Linked DNA regions of Homo sapiens: region 1 is linked to region 2. A link is an interaction called in ENCODE POLR2A ChIA-PET data of the cell type or tissue named here. Cell type or tissue: PC-9. All regions are shown on one strand. Links, peaks and the distances in the headings refer to the core of each region. The heading gives the core; the rest is flanking DNA.

What was found. ChIA-PET counts read pairs that join two places held together with the same protein. Peaks named below come from ENCODE experiments on the same cell type or tissue, not always from the same donor. Only the 100,000 strongest peaks of a DNase experiment are listed, where the experiment ranks them.
Region 1: POLR2A ChIA-PET joins it to region 2 with 12 read pairs; 2 of 35 experiments call an interaction of 5 or more read pairs at or near these places.

What each region holds. Positions count from the first base shown.
Region 1 is chr18:49,828,041-49,844,910 of GRCh38, reverse strand. MYO5B (myosin VB) reads left to right here. Exons shown (of 40, transcript NM_001080467.3): 34 at 1,519-1,670; 35 at 3,457-3,546; 36 at 5,617-5,767; 37 at 7,109-7,394; 38 at 8,026-8,200; 39 at 9,487-9,567. SNHG22 (small nucleolar RNA host gene 22) reads right to left here. Exons shown (of 4, transcript NR_117096.1): 2 at 5,547-5,635; 3 at 4,486-4,548. Among named protein-coding and RNA genes, the nearest start is that of SNHG22, 22 kb to the right of the region's middle. In PC-9, for the core only: no CTCF peak of the experiment used is centred there; DNase peaks (open chromatin) are centred at 5,680 and 9,800; H3K27ac peaks cover 1,211 bases.
Region 2 is chr18:49,677,317-49,694,186 of GRCh38, reverse strand. All of the region lies in intron 2 of LOC105372112 (a long non-coding RNA gene), which reads right to left. Among named protein-coding and RNA genes, the nearest start is that of LIPG, 120 kb to the right of the region's middle. In PC-9, for the core only: no CTCF peak of the experiment used is centred there; a DNase peak (open chromatin) is centred at 8,506; H3K27ac peaks cover 2,172 bases.

The DNA of each region.
Region 1 (16,870 bases), core at 5,071-13,070, 150 kb before region 2:
CTGTGGAGGAGAAATAAAACTAGTGTCATCGTCTCTTCCCCAAGATGCTAACATTTAGCTGGGGCACCCAAACAAGCTTTATTTAATCACAATAGAACATTCCAAGACAGGACAAGTTGTTTGCAATCTGCACATGGATCAGGTTTGAAGTAAGAAGTTATGGATTGGAAGTCTGGGCCTACAAAATACATTTTCCTGGATAAATGACTGGCATTCTAACTAGAGCCAATGGCCAATCCACAGCCATCTGCTGGACCTATAAAATGGCCAAATGTCAACCATGTACTCAAGAGTATTATGGCCTACAGTTATCATTTAACTAGAAGGATGCGTTGGAGCAGGGACAATGTAACCCAAGTACCAACTGGAGCTGCTGGCAGCAGAGCCCAGCCCAGGACCAGCCTGGTAGAAGGTTTGCAAGGATACTGCCCACCTGCAGGTGGGAGGGAGGTGGCCTCCCTTCATTGCCATTCTGAGCCTACAGGTGGCTCATGAGGCCTCGTTTGGGAGGGTATGAGTGTAAAGAACAAGGGCTGGAGATACAGTGCAGAGCTATGGTGAGACCCCTGGGGCCTTGTGCTCCTGCCCCATTCTCACCTGTCATCTTGCCTTTGCACCAGGCCTTTCCCCCTAGTTCTCTGGCCTTCTACCACCACCTGTTGCCTTAAGTCTGGCTCAGCTGGCATGGTCTGGAATAGAAAATGGTCTGACAGCTGCTTCCTGTCCCTCCAGGGCCTTTTGCAAGAAAGGGCCAAAGGGCTGAGTCTGCAGTTAATGGGGAGACTCACAAGGCCCTTCCAGTCCAGCCAGAGCAGCCCTTGCCCAGGCAGGGACAGGAGTGTGGGATACAGAGGAGAGCAGTTGGGGGAAGTAAGAGAGCCGCTGGAGAGATGCATGCCAAGCAGCAGCACCGGGGTGGGGAAGGGGGGCCTGCCTGATCTATTTGGCTGTGAAGCTGGGCAAGCACGGCTGGGTAATTTGTTCCTGAACTGATGGGCCAGAGATTGTTCCAACCTCCCTAGCCCTCAGCAGGCTGGCCCTGTCTTTGGGCACATACAATTTGTCTAATTCTGGAGCCAGCCCTTGCCTTCTGGAAGTGGTGGTGCCCACGAATCAGGAGTTCCTGCCCCCATGTGGGAGCTAGGCCCTGTCCTCAGCCTTCCACTTGCCATGGGCCCCTGTTGGCTGCGGACTGAGGCATCTGTGTAACTTGCAGGCACTTTTCCTCCATATTGTTAGGCTGAGGCATTAGAAGCCTGTTTCAGGGTTATAGTGCAGACAATTAGGAATGTGGTTTTGTTTGTTTGTGTTTTTAACCACAGTGTCTGAAACTACTGGTAGGCATGCTCGGGAGTTTGGGTACCCTGGGTGGCTTCTCTCCCAATCCTCTTTGAGACATCTATTCCTAGATGAGCTATGGGGAAATATTGAAAACACGTCTATTCAGATGAGGATTCTGACAGCCTCCATTGTCCCCCATAGATCTAACTTGCCATTTGCTGCTCTCGTTGCCCTTAGACTTGAAGCCCCAGATGCTGTCGGGCACAGTGCCCTGTCTCCCCGCCTACATCCTCTACATGTGCATCCGGCACGCGGACTACACCAACGACGATCTCAAGGTGCACTCCCTGCTGACCTCCACCATCAACGGCATTAAGAAAGTCCTGAAAGTAAGCAGCCCCTGCAGAAGGTCATGGTTTGTGGTGGGTAGAGTGAAGCCAGCCCCTTACTGTTGCTTCTCTGTGTCTGGGTTTGGCTGTAGTGAATGCTCCTAGGGCTCCAACTTTGAAGGTAAATGAGCCACAGAAGCATCCATATAACCAGGATGCCTGGCAGTTCCCAGAGAAGGATGCTCAGGCCCAGCAATGGCAGAAAGCCGAGGACTCTGGTGTAGGTAGCCCTCCAGCTCCTCCCTGCTGAGCCTCCAGACATGCCCAGTGCTTACAGAAGCCTTGGCCTGCCCACTGCCAGAGGTGCTAGGGAGACATCCTGCTGCAGCCAAGGGTGTGTGGGCCTCACCCTGGAGCAAGTTCAGGGACACCCCTGAAACATGGGCCCTCTCCACCTTTCCAAGGGGCCGGGTGCTTGCTTCCCTGGGGGGTAACACAGGGAGGGCTGTGACATTCCATCACCTCCCAAGGTGAGGCAACCTGGGCCAGGACAGGGCTTGCCGCATGGTGTTAAAGGTGCTCGGGAATGCCACCTGAAGGCACAAGGCTCTTCTTGAATGTAGTGCAGCCACTGCAGAAACAGGCTGGCCTGCAGGGAGGGTGAGGCCTGTCCACACATGGATGAGGGCCAGGCAGTGGGGGAGGTGAGATTCTTGAGGGAGATGAACCCTCAGTGAGAGGGATTTCTACCTGCTAGCAGGCCTGTGCCCCGAGTATTATTGCTCTTAGAGACCATCTTTAGTTCTTACACATTACTGCTTCCAGGATACAAGCCATTCTCAAAAGCTCTGAGTCCAAACCAATTCTGGAGTCCACTGAGCTGCTGGTTGCTGCTCAGAATTCCAGAGCCAGCCTTTAAGTCTGGTTTCCTGCCCTCAGTAGCTGCATTGCCCTCCACAGGCAATTTTATCCACTCACGGCTCTAAAACATATCTGCATGCTCGTGGCTCTCAGATTTGTGTCTCCAGCCTTGATCCTCTTTCGTGAGCACCATCCAGCTGGAATCTTCGGCCAGTCTAGGCCAATTTAGGGCTGACACAAATGTCACTTCCTTAGGAAAGCCTTCCCTAATTCTGAGCTAAAATAGCATGTCCCAGCCCCAGCAGTCACTTTCTATTCAACCTCATTTCTTTTTTTTTTTTTTTCTTTTGGTCGTACCTCATACCACTCTGTCATTTAAATAATGATAACGCTTACTTGACAGAATGAGCTGCGTGAAGTCATCAGCTTTAATGCAGCAGCTGTCTCATAGCTGTTTGGGTTGCTGAGCAGGCTTTTTCACCTAGTTAGGGTTTGTAGCCATTTTCTAGAGAGTTAAAGCCATGATGCATCTGACATCTAGATAAATGGGACACCAAACTATTTTGCTGTTATGCTCTTCAGCATCCCTTGTGTTGGATAACTGGCAGTTCAGAAACAGAGCCAGCTAGCCCAGGCGGTTAGACGAGAGCCCGGGGCTGTTGGGGCAGAGCCTCATCTGTCACTCAGCTTTGCATTCATTCTTCAGCCATGGAAGGCAGCCTGTCCTTTATGTGTGTCCCTGTATGTGCACCACTGATCAGGAGACCAAGGTGGGGGTTCTGTGCACCATCCCTGGTGGTAGAGGAACACTCACACAGCCTCTCAGCAATGGGTCTCAACCCCGTGACTGGCAAGTGCCCTGCCCAGCCTCAGGGCTGCTCAGGAACACTAGGTAAGGGTAGGAAATGTGGGGAAAGAGGTACCGAGGAAGCATTTCACCAGATGGGAGCCACTTAGAGCTGAGGATGTCCTTTTCTTTTCACAGAAGCACAATGATGACTTTGAGATGACGTCATTCTGGTTATCCAACACCTGCCGCCTTCTTCACTGTCTGAAGCAGTACAGCGGGGATGAGGTGAGTGGGGAGCCAGGCACCCAGGAGGCATTCCTGCTTCATCCAAATGTGGTTGAGAAGTGCTTTGTATACCCTCAGAGGTCAGTGGGGTCTTTGGAGCACCCTTGGGGACCTCAGACCGTGGGCACACCTTATCATGCCTCGTGGCTGGAAGCAGCAATAAGGCCAGCCACAGGAGACCTGCCTCTAGGAGGCCTTGATGAGCCCAAGGGGCCCCAAAAAGCACTCCTGGGTTATGTAAGTAGAGTCTGCATAACCCATGATCAATAGAGGCCCTGGGAGTCTCCATGAAACTCTTGTAACCTGACATTTCTGTATCAGCTCTAGAAGCCCCACTGCAGTGGATACTGGCAGGGAGCTCAGTTGCCTAGTGGGTCACCCTGTCTCCTAAGCCAACTGATTAATCTGTCCATTTCAAGATAGACAAAGATGGCCACAAGAACAGAGGCACACCATAATCAGAACTACGTGTGTGCAAACTGACCTGGAGGCCCAGCTCCATGCATTTATCCAAATTGGATTCCTTGACCTGAGGCCCAACTACTAACCCCATCACTTCACAATCCACACCGGACCTGTAAGGCCCAGCTTTTTCTGGAACTCACATTCCTAGCTTTGGTCCCTGAAAGAACTTCTCCCATGCTCTGCACTCTGCCCAATGACCTAGTAATATGTGGCTTGTTTCCATTCTAGTTTCTCTGGTGAGAATCCCAGCTTGTTCCAGATATGCCCGCTCACAGGTTCCTGTAGGTCTTCCAACTTTTCTTCCCCTTCCTTTCACATATCTCACCATCCACCCTTCCCAAGGTCAAGACATAGTGTAAACCAAAATAGTGCGACCATTTTTAAAGCTTTATTCCATCTTTTGTGCCAGAACCAATTTTGACAGACTCTTCTCCCTGGGTTAGTAAAAGGATATGCCCTTCCTTTCAGTCTTACCTTCTTTGCAGTTGGCTTGACGCCATCTCTCTCCTAAGAACCAGCACTTCATTTGATGGCCTGCTTTTATTATAAAAGAGATGGGCCAAAGGTTAAAGAAATAGCCATTTCAAACCCCATGACTTCTGTTACAAAATCATAATATCCAAGCATTTACTTGAAGCATAGAACTACATGTAATGTTATTTCATTGAGGTCCATCACTTTACCCAATGTTATACACATTCTAAATGGGAGGTTATATAAGGCTAGGGCAGGACCTAGAACTCCATTACATTAGGTTGTGGTTACATGTGCTCATATTCTCTGGGTCAAGAGCTGAACCACAGCATGACCAGATCCGTGTAGTCCAAATAACAAGGAAGAATGATTGACTCTATCTTCATCATTACAATTATCCCCTTTTCTGCCTGCTTTTTTTCATATTAAGATGGCTTTGTATTTGACACAGTACAACAGGCCTTGCTGAAGATGGTTGCCCTTTTGGGAGCACTAATCTTTTTGGCAGATACTGGTTTCCCTAGGCCTGAATGAAAAGGACATTGGTCACATGAGCCCTTCTGATATCAGCAGTTCCCTTAACTTACATGTGATTTCATCTGATTAATACAGAAAGCTAAGAGGACACAGTGCGGTAGCTATGAAATCACTTTAGTTCATCTATTAATTCTGATAACCAGTGATAGAATCTGTATAAAATTTCTCCTCATACAAGCGTATAATCTGGCCCATGGCCACACTCCTTTAGAGGCTGCACATCATCTAACATTTTAGGGGGACCTGATATATTGAGGAAAGCGCTGGATGAAGGGAAAAAGCAGGGATCCCTTTCTCTGGACCTGGTACCAACCTAGGTTTTGCTACCGTAGGGAAATCACTTCGCCTCAGGGATTTGGACTGAGCGATTCAGGCTTTCTCTCTCATGTTGAGTTTTTCTACATCCTTCAAGTTCAAGGGTCATCAATGAGGCCTCAAAGAACTGACAGGCTTTTGTAAAACATCATCTACATAGGGAGGGCCTGAGTAGGCCCCCTGCCCACCAAATAGATGACTAAAGTTACCAGAGCCCTGGAAGTTGTGCTGGGCCCAGCAGACCAGAGAACTCAGTAGTGCACGCCTCTCCCTCTGCAGGGCTTCATGACTCAGAACACTGCAAAGCAGAATGAACACTGTCTTAAGAATTTTGACCTCACCGAATACCGTCAGGTGCTGAGTGACCTTTCCATTCAGATCTACCAGCAGCTCATTAAAATTGCCGAGGGCGTGTTACAGCCGATGATAGGTAAGCTGGCAGCAGGAGAGCTACATCACTCATCATGGTGTCTGAAATGAGGGGAAGGCGTGGTCAGCACCCTCTGCCTTTCGGGAACCAGATATCTTAGCCATGACCTCCAGAAAGCCAGAACCTTCCAGTGAAGGCAGAACTGAGGTGTGCACATCATGCTTAAAAAGCTGTGAAAGTATTTGACACAGTGCAAGAGGCATAGATGACTTTCCCTTTATCTCTTTTTCTGTAATATGTTGTATTTTTTCCCAAATTTTAATACATAATAAATGTAAACTCAAAAGGTACAAATGCATATACAGTGAAAAAGCATAACCCTCTTAACCTATTATGAACTTGATTCATGGAAAAAAGCAGGAGTGTTCATGCGAAAGGACACAGCAGTCGGCACGATGCATCAGTATTTATTAGACACTTGCTTTGAACCAAGCAGTGTACTTGGGCACTGAACATGAAATCAGAATTGAGAAATGAGAGCAGTTACATTTTCAATCGGAAGAAAAATTATGTGTAGATGCATTACTCACTGTGCTCTGCAAAGGCTGGGAAGGAAAGTGTACCTGGACCTATTCATAATGCTTTCCCCAGGTTCTTACAACACAAGTAGGTTATGAGTGAATCCCAAGAAGGACCAATCTAGAAATACATTACTTGAAATGAGGTTCATTCCAAACCCTCCTTCCTGTCTGGAAATCTTTTTATAAGGCACCAGACAGAGGGAGAACTGACATATCAAGCTGGAGATACTCAGAATAATGTGAAGGTTAATAGCAGCAGTTCTGGAGTCAGACAGACTTGGGTTTAAATCCTGGCCCTGCCACTCCCTATCAGTGTGACCTCAGACAAGTTATTTAACCGCTTTATACCTCAACTTCCTCATAAAAATGGGTAGTACTTTATAGAGTTGTTGGAAGATTGAAAGAGATACTGAACATAAAGCCCCTGGTGCATAGGTAATGGCTGCTTAGTAAGTATGACGGACCAATGAAGCTCTTATTTACATAGTCAGTGGCTGGACGAGGATGACACCCAGGTTGCTCAATTCTCAAACTGTGGACTTCAGCACAGGCGATACCAAATCGAGCTGGTACATGCCCATCATCTTTGTCTAATTGCCAGTAAATTAAATGAAAATGCTGTCCACAGCTGTTTTATTCCATACAGAAATCAACACATTAGAAATTTTTTGCCAAATGTTATAAGTTCCTAAGCATGTCAACATTGCACACCTCTGGATGGTATCATTGCTAAAGCCCGGAGCACTAAATGATTTGAGTGGTCCAATCTTTGCATTGTTAGTGGGGAATGCAAGCTTCTCTAACTGTGCTTTTATTTCAGTTTCTGCCATGTTGGAAAATGAGAGCATTCAGGGTCTATCTGGTGTGAAGCCCACCGGCTACCGGAAGCGCTCCTCCAGCATGGCAGATGGGGATAACTCATACTGCCTGGAAGCTATCATCCGCCAGATGAATGCCTTTCATACAGTCATGTGTGACCAGGGCTTGGACCCTGAGATCATCCTGCAGGTATTCAAACAGCTCTTCTACATGATCAACGCAGTGACTCTTAACAACCTGCTCTTGCGGAAGGACGTCTGCTCTTGGAGCACAGGCATGCAACTCAGGTAAGGGAGGAGCACCCCCCAACAACACAGATAGAGTGGGCCCTCACTGACTGCAGCTAGAATCAGAACACAAGACTGCTGTTTCTAAAAATGAAATCCAAATCTAATTGACAGTCCTTGTCTCCATCAGTCTGTGACTCAAATCCATCACCTTTTTACCTGTTGGTGAAATCCGTCGAACACTGAGATGGTTGACTTGGTAAACAAATTAGTTCAAAGCTTAAAGATGTTGACATACTCTAAGTTAAAGACTGAATACAAAGCAGATAGGTCAGAGAGAAAACTCAATGAGTTAAGAGGCATGAAGGCTCACATAGAAGTATAAATACATTTGTGAATGTTAAATATAAATACTTACAATTCAGTATATTTAATGCCTGTTTTTCCCTGTTAACTTATGTAGACACTTCAGGTATTTCATCTTTGCTTGATTTTAAGTACCCACTCATTCATTTATTCATTCTTTATTCAACAAATAGTTCCTGAGTGCAAGGCACTTGCCATGCTTTTTAACCGTGTGAGATAAATAATGGCACTAGCTGCAGCGGGCCTGCAAAACACAACAGGTGTCCCCTTCTCAGTGAATTAGGAGGACCGGCTTAACATAGCTTGCTTTCTACCTATGGCTAAGGTACAATATAAGTCAGCTTGAGGAGTGGCTTCGGGGAAGAAACCTTCACCAGAGTGGAGCAGTTCAGACCATGGAACCTCTGATCCAAGCAGCCCAGCTCCTGCAATTAAAGAAGAAAACCCAGGAGGACGCAGAGGCTATCTGCTCCCTGTGTACCTCCCTCAGCACCCAGCAGGTACAGTCACTTTGCACCTCTGTCAACATGGTATTCCAAGGAAGCCCTGAGTCCATTCCAAGTCTGTTCTCGTTGGTGGTTATTTGTTAGTGTTGCACTCCCACCCTTTATATACCCCTAATGAGACAATTTTGAAGTGCAGCTGATGGGATATTCCTAGATGAACCAAAAACCATTTGGTCTGTGAAACAAGATGCCACAGATACTGTTTTCTAGTAACTCTCTATCCCTCTTACTCACTTAAAAAGATAAGGTAGCAAACTCACAAAACGTTAAGTTTAGGTAAAAACTTCTTTAAATATAATGAATTCTGGAATGTTTCTTACATAGAAATCCACAAATTTTCAGAAATTGGCAGCATCAGGTATTTGCTTTCTTTACAAATATAACTGTAAGAAAAACCTTTTCTTTAAAACTAATTGCAATATGGTCATATTTTCACTCACACTCATTTATATTGTTTTAAATGAAGTCATTAAGAACTTAGGGGCATTTAAGTGTTACTTTCCTTTTCCCTAAAAAATGTATAACCATGATTCAGTTGCCGACACATTGCCAGTCCCTGAAAGATAAATAACAAAATCCAAACTCAGTACAGAAAAACACATCTTAATATAGCAAAGTGAACACCTTTCCTTACCTCCTCTGCTTACTATTAAAATATTAAATATCTAACTCTTTAAAAAACTGCTTCCTTCTGTAAACATTTCCAGAAAGTCTTCAAACATTTTTCTTCTCTTTAAATACATTTCACTTAAAGTAAGTTTCCTTCTAGATGCAGCTGGCATTGCATTTGGGCAGTCTACTTCCACCAAACCAGTGGTAGGCAGACAAAAGAGTATCTCCTGTTCAAATACTCATTTGTAAACAATGTTGGGGGACAGGGGGTAGTTAGGTATTAAACAAGACCTTTCTCATCTAAGGTAAGATCTCCAGTACTCTTCAGAAGAAACCTTTAAATTACTAGTAGATATGAGGCTGAGGATTTCAGGCAACTGCATTCTAAACTCCTCATTGTGTATACCAATGAGCATAGTGGGGAGGGGCAGGTGGGTTTACAGGAGACATGAGTTCGGTGAGAGGGCTCAGATCCACCTGACAAAGCTGTGGGCTCTAGTTTCCTGGATGCAGGCTCCAAGTGTAAATGTCAGTCCAGCTCCATCTGTGTTGTGGGCCTTGTCTAAAGAGGATCATACTCTTGTACCAATGTCACATATTCTTTAAAGTTCAAAAGTTGTCTCATGTTCATTTAGCTCTGTGCTAAATTCCGTTTTTATCCCCAACAGATTGTCAAAATTTTAAACCTTTATACTCCCCTGAATGAATTTGAAGAACGGGTAACAGTGGCCTTTATACGAACAATCCAGGTGAGTTTTAAGATAGTAATTTTATAAAGTCCAGTCTACGACTATAAAGGAAATTAAAAATTTGGGCTTTAATCTTGCTTCTCTTTATTACTAAAATACTGGTTACATATATGCTGGGAGACCTTACATTCCTAGACTTTCTACTTAGGTAAACATGAACCGTATCACCCATGAGTAACTTACTGTTTACACACAGAAAACTCAACTTTTATCATCTCTGCCTCTCAGATTATAGACATAGTTTAAGCATTATGTCATTTGCCACTAGCATGTTACTGAACTATTAGCACCAAATGGAATTAACAATGTCAGCAGAATATCAGCCCTAACCATAAATGGAACTAAGAAATGTTCTTTAAAGAAAGCAATTTGAGCTCTTAAATCTTTGTCTAAGACTTATAATATAGGCCAGGTGCGGTGGCTCACTCCTGTAATCCCAGCACTTTGGGAGGCCGAGGTGGGTGGATCACGAGGTCAGGAGATCAAGACCATCCTGGCTAACACGGTGAAACCCGGTCTCTACTAAAAATACAAAAAATTAGCCGGGCGTGGTGGTGGGCGCCTGTAGTCCCAGCTACTCGGGAGGCTGAGGCAGGAGAATGGCGTGAACCTGGGAGGCGGAGCTTGCAGTGAGCCGAGATTGCGCCACTGAACTCCAGCCTGGGCGACAGAGTGAGACTCTTGTCTCAAAAAAAAAAGACAATATTTGCTTTTAGGAAAATGCTTGAAAGAAAATGTATTAGGGAAAACGGTTATTTAAATCTGTCTTTTCCTAAGATGATGGGAATGTTTTACTTAAACATGAGCTTCCTTAAGCTGAGCCCAAGGTGATGGCTGAGCGCCTGACCTTTGCATGTGATAGTAACTGTGACAGTGTTGGAATGATAGTCATGTCGCAGTGATTCAGAAAACAGGCCACACTTCTCCCATGATTACCTGTGGGGAGCACCTCAGGGGAGACATAGCACTCCCTCAAACTTTTAAATGACCTTGTTGGCCAGTGAAGGGATATTGACACAAAACAAGGATTAAAAAGGGGTTCAGGGGGAAGTCATCAGAGGGAGAGTCAGGAAAAAGGGAACCAAATGGAGGTTTATCAAAGACACTGAAGAAACGTGAGGAAACATGGAGCTTTGTACAAGAACCTGTTCCCTTTGGAATACTCCTGGGATTTTATTTGGAGCTCCTTACAGTGTTTCAATGTAGATCCAGAGATTTAGAGAGCCCTGAAAAGAGCTAAAAAGGGGTTTGAAAAGAGCCATGGCAAAAAAAAAGCCTAAATGAACTTTAGCCCAGCATCTAAGTAGGGAACAGAGGCCAACAGAGGGAACGTCTGGGAAGTGGTGCCTAGTCAGACTAAAGGTTGTTCTCCTAAGGGCAATGACAGAAACACAGTCGATTGTTAAAGACACAGGCCGCAGAATGGGGCAGGCAGAGTGAGTCTCTCTACTCACCAACATGTATACAACAATGGGGTTGTGGGTGGCGCTGACAGAAAGGATCCAGTTAGGATGCTCATAGTCAGCTGCTGAATGGGAAGAGTTTGATGACAGAAGCCACTGAGATATCTGAACCTGGACCCATTATATGGATTTTTATGGAGGGCTGATAATTTATACAAAAGTGCAAGTTTAGAAAGTCTTGTTTAGTTTCGAATATCTGAGACACACATTAGAGGGAGAACTATAACTGCTCATAAATTGGCAACCCCACTGTTTATGAGAATTCAGGTTAAAAAATATATGCCACATCATACTGCAGGTTTAATGGATCAAGGACAAAGGGAAAATATAATGGAGGTTAAGCCCAACTATTCTCTCAAAATATGTACAGTCAGATTCTGAATCTTCCTCAGTAATCAATTTCAGTGTCTCGCAGTTCTAGCAAAATATTTTTTTCATGAGCTATAGCTTTATGTTGTTTCTACCTATACAATGCTCAGAAGAAATGGTGAACAATCAGTCCTGCCCTCCTACATTTGAACTCACATGTGTGATAAAGACAAGTTACTTGTTAAAGCAAACCATTGCTTGGGCGCTCTGGGCTTTTTATAGCTTTGTACTGACCTTTAAAAATGTAAATTTGAAGTTGTTAAACTCACCAAAGCATTCACAGGAGGATTTCTGTGAAATGACCACCTTATATACTTTAATTGATTAAAAGTATACATGCCTTTTGCTGTTGAATTGTGATAATATAGGTAATATTTCACTTTCTTTTCCCATTTTTATACTCTCTAAAATTTCTTCAAACCCTTTAGGTAGTGAAGTCTACTGTCACATCTAACTAATGTGGAGAAATACAAGGGCCCTTAAGTGCTACAAAGATGACTTTTTTTCCCAGAGCCTCCTGCCATTTCACATTTTACATACATATGCCTTGTGATAGGTTCATGATAATAAACGCAGCAAACCTCAGAGTGGGCTGTGTGTGAGCTGTCAACAATCCCAGAGAATCATTCTGCCAGGCCACACCAGAGCCATCATTGAGTACCTTGAATTAGTGAGGCTAGTTGCTTATTCCTCCCTAAATACCTTTCTCTCCTTTAAACTTCTCTCCCATTATTTCAAACCACTTTTTCAAATGATTAAAATTACTTTAAAATTTTGGCCCATCTTTCAAGATGCCAAACACACGGGTACTGGAAATTTAAGTCATGCTTTCTATTCATAATTCAGGTAATGGATGAAAACGTGGGCAATTCTAGGTTCCCCTGCCACTATAGAGCCATCTTACAGTGCCATGCTCCAGCTGACTTCATTCTGTAAACCTATTTCCCAGCGATTTTCAAATGCTGCTATGTATTTACTGACTATGGCCTGTTTCGAGGTTTAAGAAAAATAAATTGTGTTTTCACAAAATCAGGATATATTGATTTTCCTTTTTGGCAATACTCCCACAGTTAACCCTATTGACTTTTGTAAAAGTACAGCTTCTACCAGCAGTTCATGGTTCAGAGGTCAATGGTTAATGCATGGGCAGGAGGAACAAAGGAGCATATTATAAAACTGATAACAGCAAATACAGCACTTACTATGTGCCAGTGATGGTACTCTGTGTTCTTTACACCTGTTAACTCTTCAAATCCTCACAACCTTATCAGAAGGGTACTCTTCTCCATCCCATGGTTTTGGGGTATGTGTGTTCCATTTTAACCATTTTTAAGTGTATAGTTCCGTGGCATTAAGTATATTCACAATATTACATAACCATCACCACTATTTCCAAAATTCTTTCATCATCCTAAACAGAAACACTACCCATTTGGGCAAATAATATTCTCCCTTCCCTTCAACCCTGGGTAGGCTTCTATATGTAAATTCTAGATATCACATATAAGTTGGCTCATACGATATTCTTTCGGGTCTGGCTTATTTCACTTAGGTTCTCAAAGGTCATCCATGTTGTAGCATGCATAAAAACTTCATTTTTTTAGTGACTAATATTCCCTTTATATATCCCATTCTGTCTATTCATTGGTTGATGGAAACTGCACTGTTTCTACCTTTTGGCTATTGGGAATCATGCCGCTATGAACATTGTTGCACAAGGAGCTGAGATCAATTTTTCAGTTCTTTGGGGCATATATTTAGAGGCAGAATTACTGGGTCATATGGTAACTCTATATTTAACTTTTTGAGGAATCTGAAACTTTTCCACAGCAGCTATACCATTTTACATTCCCACCAGCAATGCATGAGAGTTCCAGTTTCCCCACATCCTCACCAACACTTGTGATTTTCCAGCTTTTTAAAATTATAGCCATCTTAATGGGTGTGAAGTGGCATCTCATTGTGGTTTGGATTTGTATCTCTCTGATGACTAGCATCTTTTCGTGTGCCTATTGGCCATGTATATATCTTCTCTGGAGAAATATCTATTCCAGTATTTAATTCATTTTTAAATTAGATTATTGTCTTTTTGATATTGAGTTGTAGGAGTTATTTGTATAATCTGGATATTAAATCCTTATCAGATATGATTTGCAAGTATTTTCTCCCATTCTGTGGGTTGTCTTTTCACTTTCTTGATAGTGTCCTTTGATGCAGGAGTTTTAAATTTTGAGGATGTCCAATCTATGTATATTTTTTTGTTTCCTATGCTCTTGATGTCATTTTTAAGAACCATAAATACTTTCCCCTATGTTTTCTAAGAGCTTTGCAGATTTAGCTCCCTTTAAGTTTTTGATCCATTCAGAGTTAATTTTTGTATATGGTATAAGGTGAATGTCCCACTTCATTCTTCTGTATGTGGATATCCAGTTGTCTCAGCACCATTTGTCAAAGACACTGCCCTTTCCCTCATTGAATGGACTTGGCACCCTTGTCAAAAATCAATTGACCAAAAATATGAGGGTTTTTTTTTTTTCTGGGCCCTTATATTCTATTGGTCTGTATGTCTGTCCGTATACCAGTACCATACTGTTTTGATTCCCATAGCTTTGTAAAAAGTTTTCAAATGGGAAGTGTGAGTCCTCCAATTTTGTTTTCCTTTTTTTTTTTTTTTTTTTTTTTGAGACAGAGTCTCACTCTATCACCCATGGAGCGCAGTAGTGCAATCTTGGCTCACTGCAACCTCCGCCTCCCAGGTTCAAGCAATTCTCCTGCCTCAGGGAATATAGGCATGCACCACCATGCCTGGCTAATTTTTGCGTTTTTAGTAGGGAAGGGGCTTCACCATGTTTGCCAGGTTGGTCTCAAACTCCCAACCTCAGGTGATCTGCCCACCTCAGCTTCCCAAAGTGCTGGGATTGCAGGCATGAGCCATTGCACCTGGCCAATTTTGTTATTTTTCAGGATTGCTTTGGCTAGTCAAGATCCCTTGAAGTTTGATATGAATTTTAGGATTTTTTTAGATTTCTGCAAAAAACGTCATTGGGATTTTGATAGGGATTGCACTGAATCTGTAGATTGCTTATGTAGTATTGTCATCTTAAGTCTTCTAGTACATGAACATGGGGTGTCTTTCCATTTGTTTAGGTCTTGACTTTTTCAGAAGTGTTGCACCTTCTTGGCTAGATTTATTCCTAAGTATTTTATTCTTTTTGATGTTATTGTAAATGGAATTGTTTTTCTTTCTGATTATTCATTACTAGTGAATAGAAATACAACTGATTTTTATGTGTTTTTTTTTATTATGTACTTCGCTGAATTCATTAGCTCTAGCAATATTTGTGTGTGTGTGTGTGTGTGTGTGTGGATTCTTTCAGTTTTTCTACATGTAAGATATGTTGTCTGCAAGAGGATCATTTTAAATTGGCTGCCTCTTATCTCTTTTCTTGTATAATTGCCCTGGCTAGAACTATACTGAATAGAAGTGGTAAGAACAGGCATCCTTATCTTATTCTTGATCTTAGAGGAAAAACTTTCTGAGTGTGATATTTGTGATGTTAAATGTGGGGTTTTTACATATGGTCTTCATCATGGAGGGATTTATCTTTTTATCATTAAAAAAGTTGGATTTTGGCAAATGCTTTTCTCCATCGATTGAGATGATGTGGGTTTTTTCCTCTTCATTCTGTTAATGTGGTATATTACATTGATTGATTTTTATGTTGAACTAACCTTGCTTTCTGAAGGTAAATCTTGCTTGGTCATGGTGTATAATCCTTTTAACCTTTTACTGAATTCAGTTTGCTAGTATTTTCTTGAGGGCTTTTACATCTGTATTTATAAGGGATGAATATAGTTTTGTTTTCTTACAGGGTCTTTATCTGGCTTTGATATTAGGGTTATACTGGCCTCATAGAATGAGTTAAAGTGTGCCTTCCTCTTTGATTTTTAGGAAGAGTTTGAGAACTGGTGTTAATTCTTCTTTAAATGTTTGATAGTCTTCACCAGTGAAGCCCATCTTGGGCTTTCCTTTGTTGGGAAATATTTAATTACTAATTCAATATGCTTACTTGTTATAGGTCTATTCAAATTTTCTATTTCTTCTTAAATCAGTTTTGGTAGTTTGTGTGTTCCTGGGATTTTGTCCATTTCATCTAGGTTATCCAATTTGTTGGTGTTAAATTTTTCATAGTATTCTCTTATAATCCTTTTTATTTCTGTAAAATTGGCAGTAATGTCCTCACTTTCATTTCTGATTTGCTAATTTCTCATTTTAGTCTTCCCACACACCTGTAATCCCAGCTACTTGGGGGGCTGAGGCAGGAGAATCACTTGAACCTGGGAGGCGGAGATTGTGAGCAGAGATCACACCACTGCACTCCAGCCTGGGTGACAGAGCAAGACCCCATCTTAAAAAAAAAAAAAAAATTGTCAATTTTTTGAACCAACTTTGATTTCATTTGTTTTGGGTATTGATCTGTTCTCTATTTTTTCCATCTAATTTATGTTATTTCATTTCTTCTAGGTTTAGGTTTAGTTTGCTCTTTTTCTGATTCCTTAAGGTATACAGTTAGGTTATTGATTTGAGATTTTTTTTTTTAATGTAGACATTTACAGCTACAAACTTTTTAGCACTATGTTTATCCCATCCCATAAGCTTTGGTTTATTATATTTTTATTGCCTAATTCCCCCTGTGATTTCTTTAGCCCATTGGCTATTTGAGAACTTATTATTTTCCATATATTTGTGGATTTTGCAGCTTTCATTTATTGATTTATAGTTTCATTCCATCCTAATCAGAAAAAATATTTCATATGGCTTTAATATTTTTAAATTTATTCAGACTTGTTTGAATATTGGAGACTGTTCCATATGCATTGAGAAGAATGTGTATGCTGCTAAGTGGGGTGTTCCATATGTGTTTGTTAGGACTAATTGGTTTATAGTGTTGTTCATGGCCTCTATTTTCTTATTGATCTTCTATCTGGTTCTATCCATGATTAAAAATGGGGTATTGAAATGTCCAACCATTACTGTAGAACTATCCTCCCTTAAAGTCTGTCAATTCTCCCTTCAAATATTTTGGGGTTCTGTTGCTAGATGCAGATGTTTATTATATCTTCTTGATGAGTTGAACCTTTTATTAAAATATAATGTCCTTCTTTGTCTCTGGAAATGACTTAATTTCTCCTTCATTCTTGAAGGGTAGTTTTGCCAGATTTAGAATTCTTAGCAGACAAGATTTTTTCCTTTCAGGATTTGAGCTGTGTCATCCCACTGCCTCCTAGCCTCCATGGTTTCTGATGAAAAACAGCTGTTAATCTTATTTGAGGATACCTTATACAGTCAGCCCTCCATATCCACAGGTTCCATATCTGCAGATTCAGCCAACCACAGATTCAAAATTCAGTATTCACAGGATGCAGAACCTGTAGTTATGGAGGGACAACTTTTTCTATCTATAGGTTCT
Region 2 (16,870 bases), core at 4,128-12,127:
ATCCCCACAGGGCAGGACACTCTCAACTGCCATTCAAGGATCCAGTTCTGTACTGGGGACCCAGACGGTTGAGTGGTGACCGTTACAAAACTGCTTGTTAAGGGAGAATGTGTACAGAGAAAAAAGACAGAATAAATGAAAAAGCAAGTACTCCAAGCCTCAAAATAAGCCTGTACATCAGAATTCCAAAACACATGGAGAAGCCCAGTGCTTACAAAGACAGTTCACAGATTTAATATTCAAAATACTAATTTACTCCAGATGAAATTAATTTTATAGAACCGTCTGACAAAGACTTCGATCAATATGCTTAGGGTGTTAAAGATATAAATGAAGGCATAACTTACGCAATCTAGAGGTTGTACAAGCAAAGTGTGTGACCTGAAACAAATCTCTAGTTTTGTACTCCCACTGTAAACTTTACTTGACTCCCAAATAAACTTTGAATTGAACGACTTTATTTGGTCCCTTCTTAGTTCCTGCCTCTCCCTGCTGCCTGGAATGCAGCTGTGCCATTAACCAAGAGGATGGGGACACTCCCTAGAGATGGTGGAGGGCTTAGAGGAAGGAGCCCAAGTCCCAGAGGGCTCCGTGGGAGAGAGAGGCCCCATCAGCCCTGGACTTTTTGGCTTGTCTTGAGGGTTTTAGTCACAACTGAACTTAATCCCAATTATATACACAGAGCAGTGCTATCTTTTTACGTGCATATATCTGTTTTCTTAGCTGGATTATATGGCCCTTGAGGGAGAAAGTGGTGTCTTAGAACTTTTTGGTATCTGCTTAATATCTGGCTTTGTAATACTTGGTTTTCACAATGGCATAGTCTAGGACCAAAATCTAGTGAGTGTATCTTACATGTTGGCTTTGTAAAAGTTGTAGAAACTTCGTGTCTATATCCTAAATCCCCAGCGACTGCCATAGGTTGGATTCATCTTTGTCAATCACAGACTCCAGGTCTAAATTTAGAACGAGTGTGCAATGTCTGGAAGCCTAATTCATTTTGGACACAGCTCAGCGCTGTCAGAAACTCTTCACGAGTCTGCTCTCCTCCACCCTAATTCACACCTTTTTTTGTTAATCCTCTGCTTCCTGCCTGGGACCCTGGGGACCCCCAGAAATAAACAGCTTAACTTGCACTGAAAACCCGTCTGCAATGTGTTGTTGTTGTTAACCAAGTGTGTCATCTAGCAGAGAAAACGCATCTATTTCATGATTTAAAATGTATACACATACTGGCGGTTTCACAGAATTCTCACCATTCAAGCTCATTCCTTTTATTCCTGGCTACTCACTCATTTCTTGGGCCTCATCCCCAGAGTGGCCTAAGAGGTGGCTGTTTCTGGTCTTGCTATGATAGATGAAGGGAGCAGTGCTTGCAGAAGTGCTGTGACTTCCTTAGGTGCTGGAGGGGGATGTGGAGGCTTGGACGCTGGAATTTTTGGTAGAACAGTTGAGGTAGGATTTGGGGAACATCATAATAGAATTTAGTTTTTTGAGAGGGAGTTTATCTTTTTAGAAAGCACAGATAGAACCCAATATGCCCTAGACCAGGGGTCAGGTAACTTTTTCCATTAAAGGCCAGATAATAAATATTGTAGGTTTTGTGGGCCGTATGGTTTCATTACAACTACTCAACCCTGCCATTGCAGCATGAAAGCACAATGAGTGTGGCTGTGTTCCAATAAAACTTTATTTGCAAAAAAGAGGCCAGAATAGGCCCACAGGCTGTAGTTAGCAGGCCCCTGCCATGTATCTCTGCCACGTATCACCTTGAGGACTCTTCTACAGGGGAATGGCAGTTTCTCCTTCCTTTGCCCAAGCCAGTACTCTGGGTCTGCCGTGCCACTCCATAGTCCCCACGGAGGCCTCACAGCTGGAAGAGGCTGCTGACAGGCAAAAGCCTCACCTGCCACAGCCCCAGGCCAAGTTTGTCCTTGCCAACATCTCCCTCTCTGTCCAGGGATGTCCAGTTATTTCTTGAAGGCCTCTTGGCTGCAGGCTCCCCAGCATGCCCTTCAGGGCCCAGCCAGGATGCCCACCAATTCCTGTGCTCTAGGACTGTGAGACCTCCTTGTCCCTTCCCCCACTGAAATCGACATGTTAGGAGGAAAGGTAACTCAGGCACCTAATCACCCTAAGGGGTGGTGCACCTGCCATACATCCATGCACTACTGATGCAATGGAACAAAGCTTCAGGCCTTCCAATGGCAAGAGAACCAGGTACATGGTGACCTAGAGTGTCTATGCACAAGGCTGGTTAACCTAACCCATCATAGGAGATGGTCTTGGGGCTGGGCTGCCCTGCCTTGCCTCCAAGTACATAACAGAGGCTCCCCTCAGGCTGGAACTCATTTAATGGTCCAGCTAGTGGTGACTTGGCCCAGGGGGGCTCCTGGTCAGTTTCCCATAAGGGCTCTTCCCAGAAAGGACATTGATATCTTCTGTTTGTCTGCCTATGGCGCCACTAGCAAAGGTATATGTACTACTGACCACGTGTCATAAGAACAGACTTGTTAGTTCTCTAAACTTTTGCATCCCTCAAAGAGCCGCTTGATCAGCTTGTAGCAGCTCTCCATCCCACACCCCTCCAGCCAACCCTCCAAAAGCCACATGGAACTTCTGCAGCAGGGGTTTGGGACCCTGCCAGTTACTGTGCATGGGTCAGCAGACACCACTACCTCCCAGCCAAGGTTCTTCCAGTTCTCTGCCCCCACACACTCTTCCTCTCGCCTGGTTTTTCCCTCACCTTACTCCCACCCAGCTAATGGCCAACTAATTCTGACAAAGCTACTTCCTGTTTGTTGTAGATGGCAATCACTGGGGAGCGGGTGGGGAGGAGTACTTATATAGCTAGAATATCAGGAATCATGGATCAGCTATGCAGAAAGTTTTGGGAAACCAAGTAGATTCAAATGACTCAGATGGGACTCATTTCTTCTCACTCCAGTTCTTTTGGTTTTCTAAGGCACTGTGGCCCTGGAATGCACAAGCAATTTCTCTTTCTATTCTGATCTTTAAAGAGGTTGAAATAGTTGTCACTTTCAGTTTTGCTTCAAATTTTTTATTCTAGCTTCCATTAGAGTTTTATTCATTGCTGGTGGATAAAAACTTTAAAAATATGATTATGTTTTAATTTCTGTCTTCTAGGATTGGGTGAATAGAGGTACAATACTGGACATATAATGAGACAATGAATGAAGTGCATCATTCTATCATTGTGAATTCACCACAGTGAGGCTGAGATGGGAGGAAGCTGAAGGGGAGCCATGGGCATCTGCTCATATTTGACTCTGGATCTCTGACCCAGCAAATACATAGGAGTCAATTTTAATACCTTTTTTTAAAAAAGTAATTTTAGACTATGGAAAATTATAAAGATAACATAGGTTTTCCATATATCCTTCACCCAGCTTTCCTTAATGTTAACATTTTACATGATACAAACGCTCCTGTTTCCAAAAGCAGAAAATTAACACTGATGCAATACTGTTAACTAAACTATAGATCTTAGTTGAATTTCAGCAGCTTCCCCACTAATGTCCTTTTTTTTCTGTCTGGGATCCAATGCAGAATCCTACACGGCATTTAGTCATCATGTCTGCTTGGTCTCCTCTGGTCTGTGAAAGTGTCTCAGTTTTGAGGTTTGTCTGATGTTTTCTTATGATTACATTGCGATTACTCAATCTTGGCAAGAACAACAGCAGGGACGCTGTATATTTCTGTGTGTGTCATATTGGTATACATGATGTCAGTAGGTCTTGTTACTTGTTAGCCTTGACCACATGGTTAAGGTGGTTTCTCCACTATAAAGTTACAATTTTTTGCTTTGTAAGTAATGAATATATTGTGGGGAGATACTTTGAAACTATGCAGATACCATGTTTCTCATCGTGCTTTTGCCTACTCATTTTAGCATCCCTCTCTGGTTCTTGCTAATTAGTGTGATATTTGCCAAATGTTGATTTTCTATTTTTCTCATTCCTTCTATATTTAATAATTGGAATTCTGTAAGAAGAAGCTGTCCCTTCTCTACCAATATTTTTTAAATTATTTACTTATAACAGTATGAATGAATGTTTATTTTATTCTACCTAGTAATCTATATTTATTTAGTTTAATCTTCTCATTTTTTATAGTATTACTTGAGTTCTCCCACCTTTGGCATTGGGAGCTCTTCCAGGCTGGGCCCTGTGTCCCTTGCCATGCCCCATCTCTTTTTGAGCACTTCCTTACTTTCTGGCATAAGATATTCCCAGCTTATGTCTTATTTTCCCTGCCCTAACCCTGGAATCAACCATTTCACCAATGAATGCTGCTTCCTTTTATTGGAGAATGGTATTTAGGAAACAAGATCTGAGCAGTAGGCATACTCATTGCTAATGGAATGTCATTCCTTCTAAGCCTCCTCAGCAGACAGACACAGAAAATACACACACACACACACACACACACACACACACACACATACACATTTATGCCTCTATTAATTTCTGTATTCATCTATCTGTATCCACATTATGTTTATTAATTTGTTCAATTCTAGTGTAGACATAAAATAACTTCAGAACTGAAGAAAAATTCCCTATGAGAAACAAATTTACGAACTAGAACACAATATTTGCATACAATTCTTTTTGCCCTTAGCCTTATAGTAGCCAGTGAAAATAGTAAATTTGAACTTTTTTAGTGTTTAAGGGTCATTTTAACATCTTTTTTGTGTGTGTGAAATGCCTGTTCATGACTTTCCCTCATTTTTCTATCAGGTTTTTGATGTTTTTGCCCTTCAGTTTTTGAGAGTTCTTTATATTGTAGGAATATTAGCTCATGGTTAGTGGTATATGTTGCAATTAACTTCTCCAATGATATCAGTTATCATTTGAATTTGTTTAGGGTGATATTTTTGTCATGAAGACTTGTGTTTTAAGACAGGGCCTCACTCTGTTGTCCAGGGTGGAGTGCAGTTGTGTGATCATGGCTCACTGAAACCTCAACCTCCCAGGCTCAAAACATCCTTCCATTTCAGCCTTCTGAGTAGCTTGGACCGCAGGAGCATACCACCACACCTGGATAATTTAAAATTTCTTCTGTGGAGATGGGGGTCTCCTTATATTATCTAGGCTGGCCTCAAACTCCTGCGCTCAAACAATCCTCCTGCCTCAGCCTCCCTAAGTGCTAGGATTACAGGCAGAGGTAACTGAGTTAACCTCTTACCTGAGGTTAACAGAAATTCGCCCACGTTTTTCTCTAGAACTTTAATGGTTTCATATTTTACATTTAGATCTCTAATCCATTTCAAGTTCATTCTTACATGTGATGCAATGTATGGTTCTAACTGTATCCTTTTCCAAGTGGAGATCCAGTTGTACCAGCATCATTTATTAAAAAACCCATCTTTGCTCTGGAATTTGAGATGCTGCTTCTATCATATGCTAAATTTCCATGTGAACTTAGGTCTATTGATGGACTTTCTATTATTTTCTACTAGTCTATATTTATATTCATGCACCAATATCATGCTTTTAATTTAAAGCAATTTATGTTATGTTTTAATGTCCAGTGGAGCCAGTGACCTCCATACTTTTTATTTTTCAGTGTTTTCCATCCACTCTTGCAGGCCTGTTTCTCTACATGAACTTTAGTATCAACTTACCTGAACACCCCAAGAAAAGACTTGTTGGAATTTTTATTGATAGTGCACCATGTTTCTCCCATAACCTACAGAGAACTGATATCTTTATGACATTGAGTCATCTTGTTCAACAATTGGAGCTATCTTTCCCACTTCTTAAAGCCTACTTTTGTGTCTTGCAAGAATGTTTTTAAAGTCCTTTTTGTAAAATTTGGATGTTTCTAACCAGAATAAGCTTAACAAAGTTTATACCAAAGTATTTAATATTTCTTATTGCTGTTATAAATGAAATTTTCTCTAACATTATGTCCTTTAACTGGTTATTATTTGTGTATATGATAGATATTGGGTTTTATATGTTAATTTTATTTTTATTTTTAGTATTTATGGGCACATAATAGTTGTACATATTTATGAGGTACATGTATTATTTTGATACAAGCATATAATATGTAATGATTAAGTCAGGGCAATTGGGTATCTATCACCTCAAACATTTATCCTTTGTGTTAAGAAAATTCCAAATCTACTTCTCCAGTTATTTTGAAATATATAAAAAATAGTTACGCTATTGTACTACCAAATACTAGATCTTATTCTTACTATCTAATTGTATTTTTGTACCCATTAATCAACCCTTCTTTCCCCCCTCAACCATATGTTAATTTTATACCCTGTTACTTTACTGAATTTTTTGTTGTTTGAGATAGTTTTATCATTGATTTCTAAGGCTTTCCAAGGACAGTAGCTGTCATGGACTGACTTGTGCTTCCCCAAATTTCACGTGTTGAAGCCCCAAGCCTCAGTACCTCAGAATGAGACTGTATTTGGAGATAGAGCCTTAGAGAAGTAAAGTTAAGGTGAGGCCTTTAGAGTGGGCCCTAATCCAATCTGATGTGTGTCCTTATAATTAGAGGAAATTTGAACACACAAAATAGAGAACAAGGATGGTCCTGCACAGAGGAAAGACCATGTGAGCAAGAAGAGAGCCATCTGCAAGCCAAGGAGAGAGGTCTCAGGAGTAACCAACCCTGCTGACACCTTCATCTTGGACTTCCAGCCTTCAGAACTTCAAGAAAATAAATTTCTATCATTTAAGCCACCCAGTCTGTGGTATTCTGTTATGGCAACCCTAGCAAACAAATACACTAACATATTGTCTGCAAATTGGGATAGCTTTTTTAAAAAACCCATTTTTATGCTTCTGAGTCAGGGGTCCCCAATCCCCGGGCCATGGAGCAGTACCGGTCTGTGGCCTGTTAGAAACTGGGCTGCACATCAAGAGGTGAGCCTGTGGCCTGTTAGGAATCGGGCTGCACATCAAGAGGTGAGCAGCAGGTGAGTGAGCATTAGTGCATGAGCTCTGCCTCCTGTCAGATCAGCAGCGGCATTAGATTCTCATAGGAGCGCGAACCCTATTGTAAACTGTGCATGCAAGGGATCTGGGTTGTATTCTCCTAATAAGAATCTAATGGCCAGTGAGACCATTCCCCACCCCCTTCACCCAGGGGAAAAATTGTCTTCCACAAAACCAGTCCCTGGTGCAAAAAAAGTTGGGGACTGCTGTTCCAAGTGATTTCTCTCATTTACTTTTATTAGGACACTAGCATAATATTGAATCATAGTGGAAATAGTCCTGATCTTTAAAAATGTACCTTTGGTGTTTTTGCAGGGGTTATGATTATGTGACCCAGAGCTGGAGGAATAAAATAAATATAGCTAATATTTATTGAACAATTGTAATTTCCTTCTCTGTCTTCACAGAGCATCCCAGCAAACACCCACCTCATTTCATCCCAAATGAGGGAAAAGCAGCTACATGTCTGACTTGAGTTTTGGACGGTGATAGTCCCAGTCATTTTAAATCAATCAAGATTGTCTTTGTACCCCATCACAAAACCGCACCCCAGTTTTTCTTCTTAGGCAAATCCATAGGAGATGGCCCACTAGGTAAAATCTCTGGGAACTCCAGACCATCTACCTTGGCAAAGTTTTATGGTACTGTCCAATAAAAATGCAACATGAGCCATATTTGTAATTTAAAGTTTTTAAATTGTCACTTTGAGAACATTAAAAGAAAGTGGGTTAAATTAATTTAACAATATATTTTATTTAACCTAATCCATTTGTAATATTATCACTTCAACATGTAATCAAATTTTACATTTTTTTCACACAAAATCTTCAAAATCTGCTGTGTGTGTAAAACATACAGCAGATCTCCATTTAGACTGCACACTTCAAGTGCTCAATAGCTACACGTGGCTGGTGGCTACTGTGTTGGGGAGCACAGGTTTAGGAGAATCAGTATTCCTATTTCTCCAAGGAAAAATGAAATTATATTTATTGAATACCAAGGCACCATAGTTGTTTTAATATACACGATCTCATTTAATCTTCATTATAATGCTATACAGCTGGTATGATCGCCCACATTTTACACATGACGCTGAAGATCAGAGATATTAACTAACTTCCCCAAGCTCACACAGTCATTTGATTTCAAAATTAATGCTAAGAACTATCTAACCACCTGGGAAAGACTGACTGAGCCTGCAGGCAGAGTAGGGAGAATGCAGCCAGAAATCACTCCATACTCACAGGAAAGAGAAGAAACAGCAATCATAACTGACTAGGAGCACAGTTTCCTCTGCTCAGAAGGAGGTTTACAAAGATGTCTAGTCCCTCCCCAGCACTTGCTGTCTGCACGCAAATTGCATACGTGACTATATCCTGTCTCACATTGCTTTCTCAATAAAAATGAGGTACCTCAACGAGACCTTCATTGTCTCAAAAGCGGGGATGTAAATTCCTATTTCTCTCCTTGTGTCCTCTACTCAGTAGAGATTGTGGGCATGATAGGTGCTCATGACTAATTGATAAAACAATAGGAAGTTTCTGTGTCTGACCCTGAATCTTATCCCATGGGTAATCTTTAGAAACAAAAAGGTATTTCCTATTTGCCTTTCTAAAGTTTTAGTCCCTGTTGCTCCAGTTCCAGGCAGTCAGTCTTGGTGTGGAGACAGCTTTCTTTGTCCCTAACATGAGCAAGACTTCCTGGTGGGAACTGGTGAATTGATTATATCTTGCACCCTGCACATGTATCTCTTCCTGGAGTTGAGCCAAAAGGCCAGAATGTAAACATTCAGAACCTCCCTTGTTTCACAATTTTTAAATTTTATACAGAGTCAGCTTTCTTGGTATCAAAGTTTACAGGAACCAGAGTCCACAGCCTGCTGGTAAATGGGCAATCGGGAGAGCCCATCAGCCACTTGGGAACAGCCAGGCATAAATTTTCTCCTGGCCACTGCCTCCACCGTGGCTATAGCTGTGTCCAGCACACACAGTAGTGCTTAAACAAATATCTGCTGGAGAGCAGATGGATGGAAGGATGGATGGATGGATGGATGGATGGATGGATGGATGGATGGATGTTTACATTAATGATAGGCCAACAAATGGTTGGAAGAATGGATGGAAAGATGGATGAAAAGATGGAAGAATGGGCCAGGTGCGGTGGCTCATACCTGTAATCCCAGAACTTTGGGAGGACAAGGCAGGCAGATCACGAGGTCAGGATTTCGAGACAAGCCTGACCAATAGTGAAACCCCGTCTCTACTAAAAATAGAAAAATTAACCAGGCATGGTGGCATGCGCCTGTAATCCCAGCTATTCGGGAGGCTGAGACAGGAGAGTCACTTGAACCTGGGAGGTGGAGGTTGTGGTGAGCTGAGATCGCACCACTGCACTCCAGCCTGGGTGACAGAGCAAGACTCCGTCTCAAAAAAAAAAAAAAGGAAAAAAGAAAAGATGGAAGGATGGATGGATAGATACATTAATGATAGGCCAACAAATGGATGGAAGAATGGATGCAAGGACAGATGAAAAGATGGAAGGATGGAAGGATGGATAGATGGATGGTTGGATGGACGGATGGATAAATAGATGCATGATTCCTGCTTAGTGTGTCTGAAGTGGGAATCTGTAATCTGACCATTTTTCCAACTCCTATGGTAATTCTGATGATTGGTCAAGGCTGGAGCAGCTCTCAGCCCTGTCCCCTGGCCCTGCAACTTCTGGACCTTTTACTTTGTGACTAGGACGGGAATCAAAATCTCCCTTCTTACTCATTATCTGAAGAACCACAGCCTGTTTACTGAGAGGAGCTTTCTAGATTCTCCCATTCAGAGATGATAAGGTGTCAACTCTCAGTTTGAGCTTGCTTGGCCTGCAACTTTTTTTAAATCTGAATTAGTTGGCAACATTTAAAATTAGATGATTTTTCTAAAATCTGGATTTCTGAATTTTCTTGGGAATAAAAAGACAGAGAGAGAGAGAGAGAGAGAGAAGTCTTGGTAGAATTGGGTCATTATTCTTGCAAGGCACTGGAATCAAGACCCAGAGAGAAGAAGTCATTTGGATGGGTTCAGGCTGTTAGCCAAGGGCAGACAATCCAGATCCCCCAGTGCCCAGAGATCCAGATTCCCACGTCTTTCCCTGCTGCATGTTAACTGTCAAAACAGGTCAAGAAGACTGAGATCTAAAATGTGTTCAAGGAAAATGAAGTAAGAAGTTGGCTAATTAAAGCATGGTCATCATCATGATTGTTACCACCATTGTCACCTTAAAAAATTATAGAGCGTGTATTATTTATAAAGCACCCTTTCATGCAACAGAACAAGAGACACAACAAACACCTGACAAGGATGTCAAGGAGAAAAAGCATTTAAGGATTATTTCAGAATGGGTGATAATATGAAGCAATATGCTACCACACCTCCTAAAATACCACACATGCACCAAGAAAACAGATCATTTAGTAGAAAGAAAGGAACTTGATGTTTTCTCAAAATGGATAAAAATATATCTTAGATATTATCTTGTTAGTTGATACATAGAAAAATAACAAACTCAATCAGCTCAAAACTCTTAGATCCAAAGGAAACAGGAGAGCTCGGCCATTTTCAAGTCATAGGCAATCTCCAAACTTTATTTTATGCCAGAAACTTATCAACCTTTTGTAATGCACAATCAAATCTTTGTTGTGAATTGCATCCCACTTCTCCCCACTGTCCCTTTCCTGTTCTTCCTTCCTCCCCAGTCCTCACTTCTGAATCAAACTCTTGATCCAGAAGGATCTGACAGACTCACTAATATGGTTAGGCTTTGTGCCCCCACCCAAATCTCATCTTGAATTGTAATCCCCATAATCCCCACATGTCAAGGGAGAGAACAGGTAGAGGTAATTGAATCATGGGGGTGGTTTCCCCCATTCTGTTCTCATGATAGTGAGTGAGTTCTCATGAGATCTGATGGTTTTATAAGGGGCTGTTCCCCCTTCTCCTTCCTGCCACCTTGTGAGGAAGGTACTTGTTTCCCCCTTGCCTTCCGCCATGACTGTAAGTTTCCTGAGGCCTCCCCAGCCATGCTGAACTGTGAGTCAATTAAACCTCTTTCCTTTATAAATTACCCAGTCTTGGGCAGTTCTTTATAGCAGTATGAAAATGAACTAATATACTCACTAATGTTGAAATGTATGTGACTCACACTAGCATTCGGGGTCACAACTTCCAAAGGGATTTAAGCTTTAATGGAGTTAAGAATTGCATTTGTAAGTGAACATTTCCAAAGCGTATCAAGGCTCACAGGACACCCATACTGGGGGGTATATTTTTCCCTATGTCCCTGAAATCACTCCCACCCAACCCACATCCTTCTCTGCAGTCATCAGTCTCCCAGCAGGAGCCATACCAGCCAGGACCTGAGATAAACCGTGTCCCAGTGTCCTGCCCTGTAGGCCAATTGGCCCTGATCAGAACTTTTAACCTACTTCCCCCAGTGCCCAGGGATTTCAATTCCAATGGGACAGCCCTGGTCCACGTTGTTAAGTTTGACAACAAACCTTTGACTTACAGGATGGCTCTTGGCCGGAGGTGACAGGCCTTATCTCTGCCTGTGGCTAAGTCACCTCATGAAAGCAAAACAGCAAAATGAGCAGAGGCTGCCAGCCCACCCAGTTTGCTGACACTTACTCTTTTCAAAGCATTTCTCCATCAGTTCCTCACTCCCACCGATAGCCCCTATGATAAGCATCATAAACCTGAGTTTCCAGAGAAAAACACATGGTCCAGAAAGTGATCAGTCTTGATCACGCAGCCCAGCTGCTGTGGACTCTGGCAGGCCATCTGAGTCAGCCTCAGGCTCCCTGCTTTGCAGCCTGTCTGTTCTGTGGGACAATTCCAAATGACAGCCACACACATCTGGAGAGTCTCGAGCCAGTCAGTAGCCCAAGAATTTGCCCAGCTGGTTCGTGGAGGTCACCTCCACCTCGGATGTGGTTGGTGAGCCTCTGCACAAAGGTACTCACTTCAGAAATGGACAGTTGGAGACTGGGTGTGGTGGCTCACACCTGTAATCCCAGCACTTTGGGAGGCTGAGGTGGGTGGATCGCCTGAAGTCAGGAGTTCGAGACTAGCCTGACCAATATGGCCTCCCAAAGTGCTGGGATTACAGGCATGAGCCACTGCATCCAGCCCTCTTCCACTCATTTCTTAGTGAGCATTTATCAATAAATAGGCAGCAACTGCAGCAGCTGAGAACTGAAAGAGGAATTGCATTCTGAATAACTGAGGCTTCATTTCAACAGACAGGGCTTGCATTCCGGTTAACTGAATAAACCCTTTTTAAAATATGATTTTAATTTAATAATTTTTAAAATTTATTTTTAAATGTTTTACCTGTCACTGACTTGAAGCTCATAATTTAACAAATTTTAATGCACGTTGTCCTAAAGTACAGTGATATTTCTCTGCAGATAGGATTTTATAGAAAGATGTGGGATCTTGCACGAGGAAATACAACTCCTGTTATCTCTGTGACCTCGTGCATCTCTGCCTCTGCAAACCAGCAATTGGATGATCTGAACCTCATAGGTTGTGAAGAGAAGGAAATGAGGCAATGTGTAGAGAAGCTCCTCAAACACTGTAAAGTACTATGTACATATTGTCATCCTATTGTTCTCTGGACCGGATCAACACAGAAAACAATCTTTTCCTAGTAATTCAAGGCCAAGCATCAGCCACCACAGTGTCCTTTAATTACAGCTGCAAAAGACATATGAATACTGTCCTGGGTAATAGCAGGAATGCCCTGACCCCCACCCCACCCACCCCCAGAGATGCAGTGGGTCCGTGGGTTGGGGTGCCACCCAAGGATCTGTCCCCCTAAAACATCCCTGGGTGATTCTGATGTTTCATAGCAACTGCACTTATGCATCAAACACTAGCTCTCCCCTTTCCCAGGTGAGGGACAGCATGGGTAACCGTTTATCCCCCTTCGCTCTGAATCTGTGGAATCATTATATTTTCTGTTCCATTTTCACCAAGTATCCCCTACTTGGCCTTGGGACTGTTTGCTGTTTGCCATATGAGCAGCTGCCTAACTGCTGCTTCTGAAGATGACCACAGCTGCTCTCACCCCTCGGTGCCCCACCCCTGCCCCACTCTCTTCTTTTCCAGGTCCTGCAGCTTCTCCTTTGCCCCATGGATTTTGTAAGAGAAGACTGGCCTTTGGTAGATCTCGTCAACACAACCCAAGACCCCAGTGCCCTGGGCTTCTATCTGCTGAGCAACCCCATCCCAGACTGGGTCAGTCTGCTTCAATAGCATCTCCTTCTAGTACCTGGGGAGGCGAGGGGTTGTTTGCTGGTTTGGTTGGCTTTTTTCTGGAAGGCTTTGACACAAACAGTTCATGTGACTGAATACCTGAGAGACCAAGAGGAAAGAACCGATTGGCATTTGTAGGGGGTCATTGAGGGGGAATTCTTGGAGCAGGGAGAATCAAAGTAGGTTTCCACAGACATTGCTAGAGTGTTTGGCCTAACAAAGCTGGTCCCGCTTCTCCAGGAAAAATGCAAAATGACTCGCAGATGATGTTGCCAATACTTCACTAATTCATGCAAAGAACAGAAGGGGGAGTATACCTACAAATCCAAATTTCATTTCTTCCATAACACCTATCTTCATCCTTTTGAGTTTTTGCAAACACTAACAGACCAAGGGGAATTGAGGCTCATTGTTAAGGGCAAAGCTGACCCCAGAGAGCAAATGAGCAAAGGATTCTGAGACCAGACAGAAGATTTCCTCAATGCTCTCTTGCCTACTCCATGTCTCTCTGGCCCCTCTCAGCATTGCAGCCCATGTTGCTGGTGGCTTCATTGTGACCGTCTCACAGCAAGACTGGCTTGGGATACTTTAGTCCTGCAGATTAGGTCAGGTATGGATTCATAGAACATGTGAACATATAGTCTCTTTGTTTTCATATGGACTAGTTTGCTAGGGTTTCAATAACAGAGAACCACAAAATGTGGGACTTAAACAGCAGAAATTGATTGTCTCACAGTTCTGGATGCCAGAAGTTCAAAACCAAGGTGTTGGCAGGGTTGTTTCCTTCTGCAACTGTGAGAGAGAATCTGTTCTGGGCCTCTCTCCTGGCTTCTGGTGGTCTGGCAATTTTTGGTGTTCCCTGGCTTGTAGAAGGATCACCCCCATCTCTGCTTTCATCTTCACATGCCTTCTCCCCATATACGGGTCTGTGTTTAAATTTCCCCTTTTTATAAGGCCACGAGTCATATTGGATGAAAGGTCCACCCTACTGCAATACGACCTCATCATAACATAATGACTTATGTCTTCAATGATCTCCAAACACAGTCACATTTTGAGGTACCAAGGGTTGGGACTTCCACATATGAATTTTGGGAGGACACAATTAAATACATAACACTATGTAACTGATCTGGTCCTCTTTCTGGACTCCCACTTGCTGAATAGCATGTGGTGGGGAGGGGCAGGGAGATACAAGGTATAGCCAGTGTAATGGTTAATTTTACGTGTTGACTTGGATGGGCCACGGGGTGCCCAGATTAAGCATTATTCTGGGTGGGCCAGTGAGAGTGATTCCAGGTGAGGTTAGCATTGAATCAGTGGACGCAGTAAAGTAGATAGATTATCCTCCCAATGCGGTTGAGTATATCATTCAAGCCACTGAGGTCTGAATAGAACAAATGGTATAAGGGGGAATTTTCCCCTTTTATTCCAGCCTCACTGGTTGGGCCAGGGCATCATCTCATCCTCTCCTGCCCTCAGTCTGGGATTTACATCAACTCCCCTGGTTCTAGGGGCTTCAGACTCATCCTGAATTACACCTCTGGCTTTTCTGGGTCTCCAGCTTGCAGATGGCATGTCCATTGTGGGACTTCTTAGCCTCTACAGTTGTGTGAGCTAGTTCTTCACGATATTTAAATCTAATAAATATTTCTAGATCTAGATAGTACACACACACACACACACACACACACACACACACACACACACAGATGCTCCTCAACTTAGGATAGGGTTACATTCCAATAAATCCATAATGAAGTTGAAAAATCATAAATCCAACCATTGTAAATCAGGGACTGTCTGTGTAAGTCTTTTATTGGTTCTGTTTCTTTGGAAAACCCTGACTAAAACACCCAGTCCAACAAAATAATTTCAACAGGCTCTCCAGAAAATGTTTACCTCTCCAGGAAAAAGAAAATGATCGTATCTCAGACCCCTCCCCTTCCTCTCCCACGTTTCTAAGATGACTGAAGGGTTTACAGCAGAGGAGGTGGCTTAATATGCCTGTGGTTGCCAGAAGAGTCGAATCTTCCAGCATGCTGTCCTAAGCCACTCTGCCTTCAAGGCAATGTCCCTCCTCTTGCGAGTTGCTGCTTGTCCTGCTGTCTTTTGAAGCTTAGGTCAACAGCTGGTGGAGTCAGGACCCATCTCCTGGGTGTCTAGGGCCCAGGCCGTCCACCCTAGCCTTGTCCTCTCAGGTCGCTCTTCCTGGAGCTAAGGTCAGGCTGCAGTGGGCATTTGGTCCTTGACCCAGGTGTTCCACCCAGTTGCCTAAAGCTACAGGATCACCTGTCCACTCTGTTCTCCACATGAACTGGTTTTCAAAAATGACCTCTTTTATTTTTAAAGGGCACTGAAAACCTTTGTCATCAAGGGCCTGCCCAGCCATATTCTAGCAGGGGCTACATCAGTCCCTGGAGGTTACCAAGGGCTGGAAATGGCTTGTGCTTTGTTAGGGGGAACTGAAGTGGCCTGTGTCTTCAATTTTCCTTTTTCTTTCAGTATTGAGATGCCTTTTGCCCTCTGCCACCTCCTTTTATCTTCTTTGACAGGCTCCAAGTTCCAAACCGAACTGAACTAAGAGAAAAGATAGACATCTTCCTTATTGCTCTTGTGGCTGAGCCAGAGGCCACTGTCAGTTGCCCTGGGGACAGCCAGTGAGGCGGAAGGGAGGCCAGATGGTTTCTGGTCCTCAGGGTTCCTCCCTCACTTGTGTCTGCTGTTGCCCCTGGTGGGGAACTAACTATGAAGGCCTGACATGTGCTAAACCAAAGATCTCACAGTATCAATAAGAAAACCGAAACATGATGTGTGCATGCGCCCTGAGGCACTAACGTAGCCCTCGTTCAACTTCAAAGGAAGATTGAGACATTAATTAATTAATTACTCAAGCGTCAAACAATATGAATGAAAACAGAAGCAGGAAGGAAAGAGGTGTGTTCATTCACTCTCGTCTCTCTCAACGTGGCTTTTTATCCCCATCCCATTACCAGCCCACCAAACTATTTCCTCAATTGAACTTTAATAGGACCAAATCGCATGTCCACATCTCATTCTTCCTTTTCCTTGAATTCTGTGCCATACAGAACACTCTTGATCACAATCATACCAGCTAACCTTTATCCTGTGCTTATGATGCCAGGCAGCCTTCTAAGGTCTTTACACTTTTTATCGCAATTCATCATTTTAAAAAACTCTATGAGAGAGGCACTATTATGAGCCATAATTTCTAAAGAAGGAAATGGAAGCACAGAGAGGCTGGGTAAGTTGCCCAAGGGCACACAGGATGTGGTGGAGCCAAGAATTGCACCCGGGCCTTCATTTACAGAGCTCGTGTTCTCCTTGACCAGGTCCTAGCAAGAGGGAAAGGTGTTTAGGTCTTTGATGTAGACCCAGCCTCCTGAGTAGCTGGGACTACAAGTGTGTGCCACGATGCCCAGATAATTTTTTTTTTTTTTTTTGAGTAGAGATGAGATCTCACTGTGTTGCCCAGGCTGGTCCCAAATTCCTGAGTTCAAGCGATCTTCCTGCCTCAAAGTGTTTGGATTACAGACTTGAGCCACCACACATGGC